3 separate regions of the Homo sapiens genome follow, and all the other regions are linked to region 3. Evidence: chromatin contacts called from ENCODE Hi-C or POLR2A ChIA-PET data. All regions are on one chromosome and are shown on one strand. The core of a region is the stretch at or near the end of the contact, and the rest is flanking DNA. Distances in the headings are between cores, read along the strand shown. Region 1 overlaps CELF1 (CUGBP Elav-like family member 1). Region 2 holds the start of ARFGAP2 (ARF GTPase activating protein 2). Region 3 holds the start of SPI1 (Spi-1 proto-oncogene).

The links. A loop is a pair of places that touch in the nucleus more often than their neighbours do. ChIA-PET counts read pairs that join two places held with the same protein, here RNA polymerase II (POLR2A). Pooled maps may share reads with other maps.
Region 1: a pooled map shows a loop between it and region 3 (2.5-fold over the local background). The contact joins the enhancer-like site here to the promoter of SPI1 in region 3. A Hi-C loop is called at or near these places in 3 of 50 pooled maps. POLR2A ChIA-PET finds 5 or more read pairs at or near these places in 5 of 52 experiments (H1, K562, OCI-LY7 and 2 more).
Region 2: a map of B cell shows a loop between it and region 3 (7-fold over the local background). The contact joins the promoter of ARFGAP2 here to the promoter of SPI1 in region 3. A Hi-C loop is called at or near these places in 1 of 168 maps with a recorded cell type or tissue (B cell), 2 of 37 single-sample maps with no recorded cell type and 11 of 50 pooled maps. POLR2A ChIA-PET finds 5 or more read pairs at or near these places in 4 of 52 experiments (H1, HepG2, PC-9 and 1 more).

Annotation. Positions count from the first base shown.
Region 1 is chr11:47,512,048-47,515,116 of GRCh38, forward strand. All of the region lies in intron 1 of CELF1 (CUGBP Elav-like family member 1), which reads right to left. Among named protein-coding and RNA genes, the nearest start is that of CELF1, 40 kb to the right of the region's middle. RefSeq lists a silencer at 1,513-1,652. Within about 2 kb of position 1,349, at least 12 of the 41 ENCODE cell types and tissues checked have a DNase peak (open chromatin) inside an H3K27ac peak, as active enhancers do.
Region 2 is chr11:47,174,738-47,178,145 of GRCh38, forward strand. It overlaps ARFGAP2 (ARF GTPase activating protein 2), which reads right to left and starts at 2,142. Exons shown (of 16, transcript NM_032389.6): 1 at 2,045-2,142; 2 at 1,779-1,897; 3 at 1,114-1,186; 4 at 445-576; 5 at 278-361. The coding sequence starts at 2,116. PACSIN3 (protein kinase C and casein kinase substrate in neurons 3) reads right to left here. Exons shown (of 11, transcript NM_016223.5): 11 at 2,785-3,309. The coding sequence ends at 3,194. RefSeq lists enhancers at 1,890-2,119, 2,661-3,242, 3,090-3,139, 3,220-3,269 and a silencer at 2,170-2,599.
Region 3 is chr11:47,376,941-47,380,455 of GRCh38, forward strand. SPI1 (Spi-1 proto-oncogene) reads right to left here and starts at 1,607. Exons shown (of 5, transcript NM_003120.3): 1 at 1,369-1,607. The coding sequence starts at 1,413. RefSeq lists enhancers at 161-360, 1,031-1,080, 1,254-2,205, 1,701-1,770.

The sequences.
Region 1 (3,069 bases), core at 99-2,598, 130 kb after region 3:
CCATGTTGCCAAAGCTGGTCTTGAACTCCTGAGTTTAGGCAATCCACCCTCCTTGGCCTCCCAGAGTAAGCTAGGATTACAGGAGTGAGCCACTGTGCCCGGTTTTTTGTTTTGTTTTGTTTTGAGATGGAGTCCCGCTCTGTTTCCCAGGCTGGAGTGCGGTGGCATGATCTCTGCTTACTGCAACCTCCGCCTCCCAGGTTCAAACGATTCTCCTGCCTCAACCTCCTGAGTAGCTGGGACTACAGGCACTGGCCACCAAGCCTGGCTAATTTTTTTGTATTTTTAGTAGAGACAGGTTTTCACTGTATTAGCCAGGATAGTCCTGATCTCCTGACCTCATGATCCACCTGCCTTGGCCTCCCAAAGTGCTGGAATTACAGGCATGAGCCACCGTGCCCAGAATTTTTTTTTTTTTTTTTTTTTTAGAGATGAGGGATCACTCTGCCCAGCTAATTTTTTTTGTATTTTTAGTAGAGACAGAGTCTGGCCATGTTAGCCAGGGTGGTCTCGAACTCCTGACCTCAAATGATCTGCCTGCCTCAGCCTCCCGAAATGTTGGGATTACAGATGTGAGCCTCCGCACCCTGCCCAAACTTTTAACTGGAAAAGAGAAAAAAGACAAATAATAGAAATAACTTGGGAAAAGTATATTCTCTTTAAAGTATTACTTTTTGGTCAGCTTGCAATGCCCTTTACTTCTTTCTTCCTGTTACATGCCTAGCTCAATAAGTAAGTTAGGCCCCCTGCTTTGGAAAACTCCATGTTCACCTACTCTCATGCTCCAGAGAGCCAAGTAAACAGATAAAAGGATCAAGCGGGAAGCAGACCTCTCAGGAGCTGGAGGCCTGTAAGCCCAACAATGCTTTAGGCTAAACAGACTAAACTTTATGCTAAACCGTGTGAAAATGGACAAGTGAGATTTCCTGAAAACAAAATCCACAGCTTTCATCAGATTCTATAAGGGGTTCACAACCATTCTTAGAATGGTCCCCTCTTGGACTTCCAATCCCTAGAGGATGGGACTAGATTAATCTAGACTAACACTAGGTCATCTAAAACTATAATTGTATTTTCTCTAAACAAGTTTTTAAACAGCTATCTAGTTTAGTCCACATCACATACAATTCACCTCATTTAAAATGTTGTTAGTGATTTTAATCTCATTTCAAAATGTTGTTAGTGAACTATGTTTCAACTTTCTCATTTATATTCATATCCACAGAACACCTGAATAAAAGTAACACATATCAGACCTTCAATTGTTGAACTTAATTCCCCAGTTTATCTGGTGTAATTTGTAAAGTTTCTATGAACTTTCCTGAATTGAGACATACTTGCACTTCCTAGTTTTTTGGGGGTTTTCCCCCCTGAAATTGCAGGTACTGTAAAAGCAACATGTGGGCAGCACCCCCTCTTTTTTTTTTTTTGAGACAGAGTCTCGCTCTGTCACCCAGGCTGGAGTGCAGTGGCGTGATCTCAGCTCACTGCAAGCTCCGCCTCTCGGGTGCATGCCATTCTCCTGCCTCAGCCTTCCGAGTAGCTGGGACTACAGGCACCCGCCACCACGCCTAATTTTTTGTATTTTTAGTAGAGATGGGGTTTCACCATGTTAGCCAGGATGGTCTCGATCTCCTGACCTCGTGATCCGCCCACCTCGGCCTCCCAAAGTGCTAGGATTACAGGCGTGAGCCACTGCGCCCGGCCACCCTCTTTTTTTTTTTTTAAACAAAATATTTCATAAGTATTCCTTCCTGTTTTAATTTTTCCATTTCCCCAACTTTAATTAATTATACTTACAACCATATTTTGGTTTATCTTCTACCAGGATTTCTTCCATGCATACAATAAAATGTACAAACACTCAAATACACAAAATTTTCCTTTTTTTTTTCCCCCCAGATGGAGTCTTGTTCTGTTGTCCAGGCTGGAGTGCAGTGGCATGATCTCAGCTCACTGCAGCCTCTGCCTCCCGGGTTCAAGCAATTCTCCTGCCTCAGCCTCCCAAGTAGCTGGGACTACAGGCGTGCACCACCACACCCAGCTAATTTTTGTATTTTTTAGTACAGACAGGGTTTCGACATGTTGGCCAGGCTGGAACTCCTGACCTCAAGTGATGGGCTCACCTTGGCCTCCCAAAGTACTGGGATTACAGGCATGAGCCACCATGTCTGGCCTCAAATACACAGAATTTTCAAATTCAATATTATACTAAGTATAATACTGCACAACCTACTTTTTTGCACCTAACAATGATAAACATTTTCTCGTAAGCAGCCATTATTAAAGGATCAGAGCCACAAATGGCCTAAAGCTTGACTCTGCCAATAGCATCCTTGCATATTCACAACCAATAAATAGAACTACCTCCCTAATCTAGCTCACCTCCCATTTAGTTATATGATCTTTCCATGAGTATATAAGCACCTAAACCAGAGGTCGTCTCACCTGAGAGACACCCTATTTTAGAGGCACTCAGATGAGGCAAACAGAGCATGCAAAAAACATTTTTAAAAATCTCTTTTTGGCCAGGCATGATGGCTCATGCCTGTAATCCCAGCACTTTGGGAGGCCAAGGCAGGAACATCTCTAGCACCCAGGAGTTTGAGACCAGCCTCGGCAACATAGCAAGACCCTATCTCTACAAAAAAAAAAAAAAAAAAAATCAGACAGGCATGGCAGTGCACGCCTGTAGCCCTAATTTGGATGCTGAGGTAGGAAGATTGCTTGAGTCCAGAAATTTGAGGCTGCAGTGAGCCATGATCGTGCCACTGCACTCCAGTCTGGCTGACAGAGCAAGACCTTGTTTCAAAAAATAAAATAATTTAAAAAATCTCTTTTCCTATTTCCTCCCCAAATGCCCACACACTGGGTGTAACTCTCAAATCCCCCGTATTTCCTCTCTGCTCCCCAAACAGCTTCCTACTGTGGTGAGAGCTGGGAGGTGGGAGGAGGAATCTAATTCTTTCTATAGTTCCTGTTTCTTTACCATGGCAGTACTGTCAACAATGGACAACAAATTGCTGGATGCAGCAGTAGCAATTTACATATGGTAGCTAAGCTAATGCA
Region 2 (3,408 bases), core at 892-3,391, 200 kb before region 3:
TGGGGCACCGGACACCTCTTGAAACTTCAAGAAGCTGCCTCTCTTCCCCGCCAGCCCAATTTATAGGAGTCGATTTCTAAGGAGGGCTACACTGCACCTCCATTTATGGAGGAGGAAACACCTAGGCCTACCCAGCAGGAACAGTGGACTTCATACGTGGTGTCCAAGACATCACATCAAAGCAAATGGAATCTACAACCATGATCACAGAAGGCCTGGGCCTTGGTAAATTGCCTGTCAAGAACAACTGGGAAAACGGTTCCTTGTGGGCACTCACTTGAGTGTGTTCTGTGAAGAAATCAGAGTCCTTCTTCTCTGGGGAGTGATTAGGAACGGCACTACTCATGTTGTCTATCCAAAGCTAGAAAGGAGAAGACACCCCTAAAACACAGGGCTCTGAATACTCCTAACCCTCCTGCCCCAGCCCCAAGAACAGGCACTTACATCAGTGCCATGCCTAGCCAGGGCCGCACTCCCCAGCTGCCGGATCTTCTCCCGGTACATCTGGGCAGCTCGGCTATTATATTTGGTGTTGGCATCATTGGCTGTGCATCCATGTTGGCGAAAAAAAGCCGTCTGGAGAGCAAAGAAGAGAGCAGCGCGTGCTACGGGTGATTCTCAAGAAGGAAACGTGTTGGCTGTAGGAGACATCTCCTTATGACAGCGAAGTTATTATCTATACAGGATGATACACGCTACTGACACCGGTTTTTCAGAGATAAAGTTTCTCGAAATTCCTGCAAAAAACACCTTGCAGCGGGCCATCCTCTGATATGACTGAAGTCCAGGCCCCACTGAACGCTGCCTGAGCACAACATCCCATACCCAGCCTCCCCATCCTTCATCCAGGGCAGGCCCACAAGACCCAATGACTGTGAAGGCTCCCAACTCCTGTGGCTTTTCCCCAAGAACACCTGCCCAGTTTAATTGGAATCTGAAACCCATTTAAGAGAAGCTGTGACCAGTTTCGAAGTTTTCAGAAAATAGCTTATGGTGGTGTTATAGAACAGAGAACCCTCTGAACAGGGAAAACGACAGGGCCTCTTAGGGAGTCGTGCAAAGTTAGTAACCAGGCAGAAGAATGGAAGGTGAGGGAAGTAGAAGGAGCTTTACCGCATTGGCATTCCCGCCGACCTGCATACACCTCAGCTGGAACCAGTTCCAGTTGGAATCCAACTCTGTGGACCTGTGTACAAGGGCTGCGTCTCACCCACTAGCAGATACCAGCAGGATTTCCCTGGCAACCCGGATACCTGTCACTTGGCCTCAGGCTGCTGTAGGCACCCAGGAAACATTAATCAGCCATCACCCCATTTCCTCCACACTACCCTGTCCATGAAAACTCTCCTCTTCGTTCATTTACTCCAAAGAGTACTAATTATGTCCCCAGATCCGAAAGGAGGTCACATTCTCAGGCACGCACGCCTGGATTTGGCTTTCCCCTAATGGATGGTCACAGTCTCACTAGAGACATACTGGTCTAACAACATATCAGCAACAACAAGGTCAATGCCTCCCTTTCCCCTCAACTAACGCTCAGAGTCTCAAGCCTGACCGTCAAAAAAGAGGAAGTTTTGGCCCAGAGGCGGAGACGGACCGCCCATGTGCCAAAGGGCCCACACAGGTGGTTCCCTCTGGCAGGAGGCTACCGGACCCTCTCGGCCCAGAGGCTTCCCACCGAATTCAGAGCGGCCCAAGTCGAGGCAGCCACTCTCCCTTGTTGCCCAGACACCCCTGGCCGGCCGGGTGGAAACACGGCAACCGCGCGGAGAGCCTACCTGATGAAGCTCAGATGGACGCCCAGGGAGCGGTGCACCCCGGAACAGTCAATGCACAAGAAAACACCGTACGTGATGCTGGCCCAACTCGGATTCTTGGCGCCGCAGTCGAAACAGGCCTGGGTGGAGGCGGCGATGAGCGAATCGTCAGGGGCCCCGAGTAAAGGCCAGGCACCGACACCCCAGAAACATAACCCACCTCCGCCCTTCTCCCTCCCTCAGGCCCCAGCGGGACGAGAGACTCCGCGCGCCCCCTGCTCACGCACCTTGTTGGTTGGAACTGCGCGAAGCCTCTTAAAAAGAGTCTGGATTTCGGTCTTGTTCGGCTCCGCCGCCATTTTCTCTCCTTCCCAGACACAACCGCGGCTGACGGGTCCCGCCGCGGGCCAATCCACGGCGGGGAGGGCGGGCTCACCAGGCCGGCCTCAGCGGTGCCTGGGCCAGCCGAGGGGTGGGGTGATTGGAGTCCGATCTGGACCAATGGGCAGCCGGCGGGACGGGGGCGGCGACGACAACCGCGGCCGCAAGAATCAACGCCGCGCCGGGCCAATCCGCAGCCGGGGCGGGGCGACGGCGCGCGGACCGGCCCAAACCTCCTCGCGCGCGTAGTACCCTTCCCCCCGCCCCTCCCACGCCGCAACCCCCAGGTGGAGTCGCCCCCACGCCGCGCAGGCTGCGGGAGGCTGGGGGCGGGGACCCCCACTCCAGCTAATTACAGATCGATGAATAAGGATTAGGCTGCCCAAACACTCCTCGTCCCTCCGGCCCGAACGGGCAGACGCATTGGCCCGCGTCTCGCCCAGCCTTCAGCCGTTCTCGGTTAACAGCAAGCCTGACAGCGAGTCCCCTCCACTCCAGATTAGTATCTCGAAGTTCCAGAGCAGGTACCAAGCAGGCAAACCCTTTTCCAACCCCGGCCCCATAACAGACGCTAGGCCTCTCTCTAGATGCCCTCTGGTGGCCTGGCAAGGGTGTCCTATCAAAAAAATGCACATGAGCCCGACAGTGGTGTTTTTGTTTTTGTGTGTGGGTGTGTGTCAAGTTTTAATACACGCTAGAACAAGCCACAAGAGGGTGCTGCTAGGCCAGAACTACACTCACCCCAAGCCCACCCCAGGAACCCCAAAGCAGAGGTCAGGAACTGAGTCCACAGCTCCTGGGGAGGCCCAGGCACCCCTGAACGCTTCTGTCACCTCTGACCTCCCATCTTGCCCTCAGCCTAGACTCGTCCCTTCCCTACCAGTCCCTTCCCTAGACAAAGGCCCCTCCCCTCCCTGGGTCCCAGGACTTCCTCCCTCAAGGGACAGAGGAGCAGCCAGAGAGCGACGGTTCAGGGCCCTGAGGGTCCGGCTCTCCAGGAGAAGCTGGGCTCTGAACCAGGGTGGGTAAACGTTGCAGAAGGGCTGTCAGGACACTCAGGCGCCCACACACTCCACGTAGTTGGCAGGGTACAGGCCAATGCGGCCACTCTGCAACTGGCCTTGGCACCAGCCCTGCTCGTCCTCCTCACTCATCTTCAGCAGCTCCTCCCCTGGGGGAAAGGGGATTGGTCACTGCCAGTGGCCCTGGCCCAGGCCCTGTTCCTGCAACTGGGTCAAGGACTGAGGGGGATGGTGTGGTCCCAGAGCCC
Region 3 (3,515 bases), core at 357-2,856:
GTTCAGAATTGAGAGGTCAGGGATCAGAGACAGTGGGCCTGTGGCTTTCTTGAGGCAGAATTGGCTCTTTCTGAGACAACCTCCGTCACCCTCTGCCTGGGCCGCCCACTTCGTGTTCCCAGGTGGGAAGGGGTGTCGGTGTGGATGCCACAGCAGGCTGGCTGGTCCTGCCTGGTCCTGCCTGTGGCTGGCCAAGTGAGGAGGCCAGGAGCCCAGCACTGAGCCTGCCCCTCTGGGTTTCCAGGTAGTACAGCCTCGCTGCAGGATGTCAGCCCGGCTCTGGTCGGGTTGGTGTGATGTCAGGCCTGGGGTGCCTCCCAGCCTCCTGGGGTGGCTCTGAGCCAGGGCATAGTGGGGGAAGGGAGCTGCCTCTAGACCAGGAAAGTGGATTCAGGTGGGCAGCCTGCCAAGCCCTTCCCGGCTCCCCTCAAGCCTCCTCACTCCTGAGAGGTCATGGGGTGGGAAAAGGGAGAAGGGTCCTTTCCGAGGGACCCTGGTCTGACACCTGCCTAAGGCTGCAACTGTCACTGAGAGTGAGGAGCAGTGGCGATCTGCCCTTCTCTTCTCGGGGTCCCCTGGGGCTCCCACTTCTTCACCCCCAAGACCCAGTCCCTGTCCTTGTCCCAGCCTCAGCCCCCATTCTCACTTATCACATGCTCACCCCAGGTCCCACCCAGCCCCAATCTCAGTCCTGGCCTTGTCCCAGCCCTGTCCCCTGCCGCGCCTCTCCCTGAACTCCAGCCCTGGGGCCAGCCCTAACTGCACTGTCTCAGCTCCACTCCTGGCTCCTTTCCAGCACCAGTCCCTGTCTCCTGTGGGTACCCCTGTGGGCCCATGGCCCTGACCCTTTGGTCAACAATCATGTCCTCTGTGCCAGGCCCCAGACTGGGCGTTGGGGACCCAGAGTTCCATCAGCTTTGGTTTCCAGGAGCCCCAAGGCCATGGGCCAAGACTTCTGCCCATTGCCTCCTGCCTTCAACCCCTTCCCATCCAGGGGACCGGCCTCCCCCAAGCCAGTCCCCCCATCTCCCTCCTCTACCTCTCTACCACCGCCTTCACCATCCTCAGCCCAGCACCCTCCCCAGGAGCCCCGGCCTCCGCCTGCCACCCGAGCCCTGTCTATAAATAACTGTTCAGGCCCCACCGATCACAGCCCCACCGTGGGCCTGGCCTCAGCCCGCCAGGGCATGCTCCGAGGAAGCCAATGGCCCCCTCGCTGGGTCTCAGGCCAGGAGTTCCAGGGAGGAAACCCTGACTTCCCACTGATAGCAAGCCAGGAGGGCAGTGGGTGGGCTGGCGGGTTCGTGGGCAGGCAGGCAGGCGTCCGAGGGCCACGGGTTGGGCTGGTGGAGGAGTCCCGGTACTCACAGGGGGGACGAGGGGAAACCCTTCCATTTTGCACGCCTGTAACATCCAGCCGGGCTCCGAGTCGGTCAGATCCCCTGCCTCGGTGGGGGCCAATGCAGAGCCCCTCAGGATGGGGTGCCCCGTCAGGGGCTGGACGGTCGTGGGGCGGGTGCAGGGCTCAGGCCTGCCCCCTGAGCTACAGGAGCCCTGGGTGAGCCCCCTCCCTTGACATTGCAGGGCCAGCACAAGTTCCTGATTTTATCGAAGGGCCTGCCGCTGGGAGATAGTCCCCTTGGGGTGACATCACCGCCCCAACCCGTTTGCATAAATCTCTTGCGCTACATACAGGAAGTCTCTGGCCGGCTGGGGCAGGTGGTGCTCAAAGGGCTGGCCTGGGAAGCCATGGGGTCCAGGCCCCCTGCCCAGAGGAAGCTGGGACTGAGAGGGATGACTTTGGGGGCTAAGCTGGGGAGGGAGGATGGGAGGGAGAACGTGTAGCTCTGCCACACCACTGGGAGGCTTTTGCTCTAACCCAACAAATGCCTGCTTCTTTTGAGATCCCTATGTAGCCAACAGTCACCTCATTGGGGTCAGAGCTGGAAGGGGTGGCCTCTTGGGGCCTCCACTTTCTGGAGTCAGCCTTCCTGGGTGAGGGCTCTGATCTAGCAGGCTATCAGGCCTGGCTCTTCCTGTGGCCCTGCACCCCCACTGCCTAGGCTATCCCTAGGCTGAGGCTGGGCTCAGGTGTAGGGTCTTCAGCATAGTGCTGCTTTCTTCCTTCCCTCTGAATCTGTTCACATGGGCTTCCCTACCACCAGAAGAGGGTCCTGGGTTCTTATACCCTCCCCTCCCAGCTTCTTGATTACCACATTCAAATCCCTAGGGCTCTGTTTCCAGCCCAGGTTTCTCAGTTTCCCCATCCCTTGGCAATGCCTGAATATCAATCTAACCCTCCTGGTTTACAAACCTTTCTTGCCTATCCACCATTCATCTGTTTTCCCATGCATCTATTTGTCTGTCTATTTGTCCATCCAGCTATCCATTCATCAAGCCCACCATGCATTCACTTATGTGTCCATTTATCCAACTGTCCGTTTGTTTGTTCATTCATCTGTCAGTCAATTCATCCACCCACCCATCTGTTTATCTACTTGTCTATCTAACCATCTATATGTCCATTAATCAGCCCGTCCACCTGCTATCAGTCCATCAGTCCACAATTCCATCTGTTTATCCATCTATGAATCTGCTCATCCATTCATCCACCTGTCCATCCATCCACCCATCCACTCATCCACCCATCTACCCATCCACTCATCTGTCCATCAACCCATCCATCATCCACCTACCCCTTCATTCATTCATCCATCCATCCACCAGTCCACTCATCCACCCATCTACCAATCCACCCACCTACCATTCCACCCATCTATTCATCCACCTATCCATCCATTCACCTATCAGCTTCGGTTTCCAGGAGCCCCATGAGAACAGGCAGTATTTGACTTTCTGTTTCTGCGTTGTTTCGCATATGATAATGTCCTCCAATTCCATCCATGTTGCTGCAAAGACATAATTTCATTCTTTTTTATGGCTGAATAGTATTTCATTATATATATATATAAATACAATATAACATGTTATTTATTCACTCACCCGTTGATGGACACTTATGTTGATTCTGTATCTTTGCTATTATGAATAGTGCTGTGATAAACATACAAATGCAGTATCTTTTTGGTATCACTCATCCATCCAGCCATCCATTCATCCATCCATCCATTCATCCACCTATCCACCCATCTACCCATCTACCCATTTACTCATCCACCTGTCCACCAATCCAGCTATCTACCCATTCATCCATCCACTCATCCACCTATCCATCCATCCACTCATTCATCCAGCCATCCACAAATCCACCCATCCACTTATCTATCCATCCATCCATTCATCCATCCACCAATCCACTCATCCACTTATCTATCCATCCATCCATTCATCCATCCATCCATCCACTCATCCACACATCTACCGATTCACTAATCCACCCATCCACCAATCCACTCATCTACCCATCCATCTATCCATCCATCCACTCATTCATCTATCTGTCTATCCACTTATCTGTCCATCCATGCATCTTCCCAATGTTGAGTTCCAGGCTC